2 separate regions of the Homo sapiens genome follow, and region 1 is linked to region 2. A link is a loop called in an ENCODE intact Hi-C map of the cell type or tissue named here. Cell type or tissue: Caco-2. All regions are shown on one strand. Each heading gives the region's core, and the rest is flanking DNA. Links, peaks and the distances in the headings are about the cores only. Region 1 has its middle 110 kb from the start of MYCNUT. Region 2 has its middle 44 kb from the start of MYCNUT.

The links. A loop is a pair of places that touch in the nucleus more often than their neighbours do. Peaks named below come from ENCODE experiments on the same cell type or tissue, not always from the same donor. Only the 100,000 strongest peaks of a DNase experiment are listed, where the experiment ranks them.
Region 1: it touches region 2 in a loop (2.1-fold over the local background); 1 of 110 quality-filtered maps calls a loop at or near these places.

What each region holds. Positions count from the first base shown.
Region 1 is chr2:15,809,971-15,812,886 of GRCh38, reverse strand. No RefSeq gene overlaps it. Among named protein-coding and RNA genes, the nearest start is that of MYCNUT, 110 kb to the left of the region's middle. RefSeq lists enhancers at 1,449-2,176, 2,905-2,916. In Caco-2, for the core only: no CTCF peak of the experiment used is centred there; a DNase peak (open chromatin) is centred at 1,306.
Region 2 is chr2:15,875,146-15,878,061 of GRCh38, reverse strand. No RefSeq gene overlaps it. Among named protein-coding and RNA genes, the nearest start is that of MYCNUT, 44 kb to the left of the region's middle. In Caco-2, for the core only: no CTCF peak of the experiment used is centred there; a DNase peak (open chromatin) is centred at 1,571.

The DNA of each region.
Region 1 (2,916 bases), core at 272-2,771, 65 kb after region 2:
CATCCAACATGATGCCTTTCAACCTCCCTATTCTTTCAACACTGCAGCTAAACTGTAGGCAGCAGAGAAATCTCAACCCTAAGAGAGACTTTGCTTTTCTCAAGTTTCTTGTCATTTGCACCTCAAAGGCCACAAAAACTAGCCAAATCCTCCCTGCCAGTCCAGATTCCCTTATCATTTACAAACAAATTTGCATGTGGTGGCTCAGCCAGCAGTCGCAGAGCCTAAATCTGAGCCAGGTCCTTGTCCACAGCCTGTTGTCTCTGGCCACGCCCTACTGCCTTTCCAGGCTGACTGAGAAACTGCAGCCCTGTGCTCATCACGCTGCCATTCATCTCGGATTTGTCAACGTGGATTTCAATTTTAAGCTTTTTCCTTCAAAATATCCTGCTTGCATTTGGCATTGGCTTCTGCAACTGTGCAGTTTGAGAACAATATGAAAATCAGCATTTCATCAAGCTGTAACGCTTGTTAAATGAGATCTTGAAGTCCCTAGAATTATTCTTCCAGAATCGAGTGGAACAAAAGATGCCTGAATTTTAAACATTCAGTTTGAAAAAAAAAAAAAAGAACTGAAATGTGTACACGTCCTTGAATTTCTAAAAACTAAGCCCAAGCAGGGACAGTTGGGGGATTTTCCATCCTGTGAGATTTTCGTAGTGGAATTAACCTCATTACAAGAGCGCAGTGAGTGTGGGGCGGGGAGGAAAGGGGGGTGAAGGTGGGGCTCCTGGTGTGTGGCTCTGGACAGACATCTCTCCTTCTCTGGGTCCACATTTTCCATCAGTCCTATGAGGGATGGACCAGGTGCCCTCTCTGTTTCCTCCCACCTGTGACTGTCGGTGCATGTGGCCTCCAATTCATCACAATTTGCACTTGAGACAAAGTGATCTGTCTATCCCGAGTGCACCCTCTCTGCATTCATCACAGCTTCTCCTCCTTCCAGAAATTCAGTCTCATGTTCATCTGCAGGGATACCCCAGGAGTAGCTTGATAATCATCAAGAGCATTCAGCCCAAACCACAACTACCCATCCCAGGCCTATGGAGGGAGACCTCCATGCCCCAAGGGAGGCTGGAAGCCTTAAAACCTCTCTAGGCTGGGTGTGGTGGCTTACAACTATAATCCCAGATACTCAGGAGGCTGAGGAGGGAGGATCACTTGAGCCCGGGAGGTTGATGCTGCAGTGAGCTATGATGGCGCCACTGCACTCCAGCCTGGACAACAGCAAGACCGTGCCTCTAAGAAAAAAAAAAAGAAACAACTACCTCTCCAGCCCACTGCCCCACAGGAATGCGAGGCATCTCCTGGCCTGCCTCCTTCCAGCGGAGGAGGGCCTGCAGGAGGCACAGGCAGCCCATCCAGCCCCTCCAGAGAATCCACGCCTGAGATCAGGGACCTGCTTCCTGGGTGGATCTCAGCCAACTAAGTCAAGGGCGGCTGGACAGTCCATGACTCTACCATATAGACCTAAAAGAAATGTGACTCCGGAGAAGTCATTTCCCAGGAAAATGCATTGAAACTTCCCCTTCCCCCCCACCAGGCTCCTCCTCCGAGGGCATATGGGAGAAAGGAGTGAGGAAAGAAGGGAAGGCCACAGACCTGTCCAGTACCCTAGTGGGAGGTGTCCTGAGACCTTGAATAACCTCCTGTCTTCCCAGGTACCCTCCACCATTATTTGGCAGAATCTGATGATGTGTTCATACCCTAAGCCTTCTCCAGCTCTTTGGAAAACAATTCACGGTTTGATCTCTTCTGCAGACATTTTTTCCCTGGCCTCCTGCTCTGTTCCAGATGTAGGGCCCTGAACTGAAGGCAAAGGCCTTGAGAACAGTGGCCCATGCCCCGGGGAGCTCTCTGTTCCCCCCTCACACCCTCCATCAAGGGCAGAGTCCCAGCCAAGCTTCGGGGCCAGTACATTCTTATCTTGGAAACTTGTAATGTGCTCTCAGGCTCAAAGACTAGCTGGGGTGGGTGGTGGGGGTGCTGGACCCACAGCAGCTATAGACTGACAGGGAAACAATGCCCGACACCGGGCCCTTCCCACATGCCCTGCTGAGGACCGACCTGAGTTTCTGAGGCGCCTCTGCCGGGCCCTGTGTGGAGGGAGGAGGCAGAGAATGGGTGACGGGACCCTGGACAAGCCAAAGCGGTGAGTGGGGCTCACACTGGAACAGGCAGAATTGGTCACTGGGGGGAGTGAGGGGATGGGGAGAGACTGGAATCATATTATTAAAAAGGGATTTCCAGAAGCTTTGCCAAGCATGAAGAATGCAGACTCCCTTCAGACACGGAAGGCAAGATTCTATTGCTTGTAAATTATTGTGGATGCTGGACTGGTGTTTGTGGAGCAGAGACCGGGTCTCAAGGCAGCTTAGCCTTGGTTATATTCAGTCCTAGGCTCTAGGTATAACTAGACGCATCTTATTCTCCCCAACCCGTCACCTGCCACGATGAGCCTCTTAGGGGCAGACTTCGCGTCTTGCTCTGTCTCTGATGCGTCCTCGCCACCGAGGCCCCACGCATGTGTTTTGAGGGAGCATAGGCTGAGAGAAGAGGCCAAGGGAGGGGCTGCAGCCAGGCAGGCTCTGCGAGCTCTTCTCCCGATCATTTCCGTCTTCTCACTGGCCCATAGGTGTCTAACCCCCTAGCACATGCTAGAGCTCTGTCTTAAGAGATGACTTGGAAAGACAGATGGGGAGGGAGGAGATGGGGAACCCAGTAGGCACTGATATGACTGTCCCAAACTCCTCAACACTGGCCCTCGGTGGGGCTGAGCCACGAGGAGCAAGAGGGCAAGAGGGCAAGAGGAAAGAGGAGGGCAGGAGGCAGGAGGTGAAGGAGAGAGGAAGACCGGGGAAGAGGAGAGGGAATGTCACACGCAGAGAGGAGGAAGAGGAGAGGCGGAGGGATGAG
Region 2 (2,916 bases), core at 284-2,783:
TATTGTGAGTAGTGCCGCAATAAACATACATGTGCCTGTGTCTTTACAGTAGCATGATTTGTAATCCTTTGGGTATATACCCAGTAATGGGATCGCTGGTTCAAATGGTATTTCTAGTTCTAGATCCTTGAGGAATCGCCACACTGTCTTCCACAATGGTTGAACTAATTTACAGTCCCACCAACAGTGTAAAAGTGTTCCTATTTCTCCACATCCTCTCCAGCATCTGTTGTTTCCTGACTTTTTAATGATCACCATTCTAACTGGTGTGAGATGGTATCTCATTGTGGTTTTGATTTGCATTTCTCTGATGACCAGTGATGATGAGCATTTTTTTCATGTGTGTGTTGGCTACATAAAAGTCTTCTTTTGAGAAATGTCTGTTCATATCCTTTGCCCACTTTTTGATGGGATTGTTTGTTTTTTTCTTGTAAATTTGTTTAAGTTCTTTGTCAATTCTAAATATTAGCCCTTTGTCAGATGGGTAGATTGTAAAAATTTTCTCCCATTCTGTAGGTTGCCTGTTTTTTTTGTCATGGAAGATCCTTGTTAGGTGAAGTGGCTCTTGAAGTCTTACTGAATTACTTATGGAGTTGATTTTATTATGTGGATAATAATCAATGCTTTCTCTTTATAGTATCCATCAAACAGGAGTTTTCCATTTTAAGGTAGTCAAATGTATTTAACTTTTCTTTATGACTTGTATGTTTGGTAATTTGTACATTATGAGACTTATTCAAGAAAGCTGCCTTTCTTAAGATAAAAAATATATTCTCCTATACTTCATTCTAAATCTTATAGTTTTGTCACTTTATAGCTTTAATTCATTTGGAATTAATTTTTGTGTATGGTGTGAGGTAGGGGGTCCAATGCCATATTTGCCATATAAATAACCAATTGTGTGAACACCACTTATGGAAAATTGCTTCCTTTCCCCTCTGATTTGCAATGCCTGCTCTGTCACAAATCCAGCTCCATATATGTGTGTGAGTCTGCTCCTGGCCTCCCTAGTCTGATCTTACTTGTCTTCTTGATAGTCAATCTGAGTTTCCCTGCACAAGTGCTAGATTGGCTTCATTATCATGGCTTTATGACAATGCTTGCTATTTGATAAGATCTGACAAGTCCAGTGCTTTGTTCATCATCTTCAGTATTGTCTGGGATATTGGCCTTTTGCTCTTCCATATACATTTTAGAATCAAATACTATTCTAAAATAGGGTAATTTCTATTTCCCAGGATGTTGTGAGGATTTAATCAAATGATGTATGGAAAGTGTCTACCATAATTCATAGGTACTTGGTAAAAGGCTGGGGAAATAAGCTGGTGGTGTCACCTTGGGGAAGGTATTCCACTCTCTGGGCCTGCTCTGCATCTGTGGCATGGTCTGACACTGGCTCCTTTCATATACCACAGAGTTGATGTGGGAGTATAGGTGAGAGAAGAGATGTGAGAATAGTTTTCAGACTGTAAGTTGAACTTTGTATTGGTCCCATGGGGATTATCAAGCTGTTATCAATATGATTACAAAGTCCTTGGATGAATGAGAATTGACACTGGGGCCTCACCAAATACTGTGCAAACTTGGGCAATTTTCATGGTCACATTCTTTTTAAGAAATGTTTCTAGGCCATGTGCAGTGGCTCAGGCCTGTAATCTTAGCACTTTGGGAGGCCAAGGGGGGAGGATGGCTTGAGCTCAGGAGTTCAAGGCCAGCCTAGGCAACATAGCCAGACCCCTGCCTCTACAAAAAAATCAAAATAGCTGGGTATGATGGCATACACGTGTGGTCCCACCTACTCAGGAGGCTGAGATGGGAGGATCACTTGAGCCTGGGAAGTCAATGCTGCAATGAGCTGTGATCACATCACTGCACTGCAGCCTAGGCTATAGAGTGAGACCCTGTCTCAAAAAAAAAAAATTTTTTTTTTTAGTTTTATGAGTACTGTGAAGGCCTTTACCTGCTAGAGTGCAGCGCCATCATCTTGACTCATGGCAACCTCTGCCTCCTGGGTTCAAGCGATTCTTTTGCCTCAGCCTCCTGAGTAGCTAGGCTTACAGGTGCCTACCACCATACCCAGCAAATTTTTGTATTTTTAGTAGAAACGGGGTTTCACCATGTTGGCCAGGCTGACCTCAAGTGATTTGCCCACCTCAGTCTCCCAAAGTGCTGGGATTACAGGCCTGAGCCACTGTGCTCAGCCTACCTGCACATGTTTCTTATTCCAGTGACACACATGTGCTTAGCTCACTGAGATGGTTGCCAGTAGTTGCTTCCTGGTTCCTGAACTATAAGGATAGGAATTTTGATACAAAAATCAAATATTGTGGTACAGTTGACTTTGCTCCCCAACTTCCAGCTGCCCTTGAGATGCTTCCAAGCTCACCCAGCAGCCTATGGTCCCAACACTTATCACTGAGCACCTCTCCCTCGCCTGGACTGCCTGTTCCTCTGGGCAGCTGGTGGACCTTTGCTCCTGGTCCGCAGAGCTCTTGGAAGACATCACTGTGCTCACTTCTCTCACAGGACCCCACCCAGTCCTGAGACAACCCTGGGATGCAACTGGGGGCTGGAGAGGCAGAACAATGTTTTGTTAGTTAGAAGGACTTGGATTCCAGACCCGGCTCTTGCTCTTCTGGGCTCTGTGACTAGGGGCATATGATTTCTACTGTCTGTAATTTCCCTCATGAAAAATGGGGATGGTACTACTTAATCTTCTGCAAGAATGCCTGTCAGGCACCTGGCGTGGGGCCTAGTGTGCACTAGGTCATCATTTTGGCCAAACACACTCAGTAAATGGTGACTGAGTAACTGAGACAGGGCAAAGTGTGAGGCATGTTTGGGTGGTGAAGCTAAGTAATGGTTCATTTTGGGGGTGGTGTGGATATGTGGATATGTGTACCTGGGGCATTCATA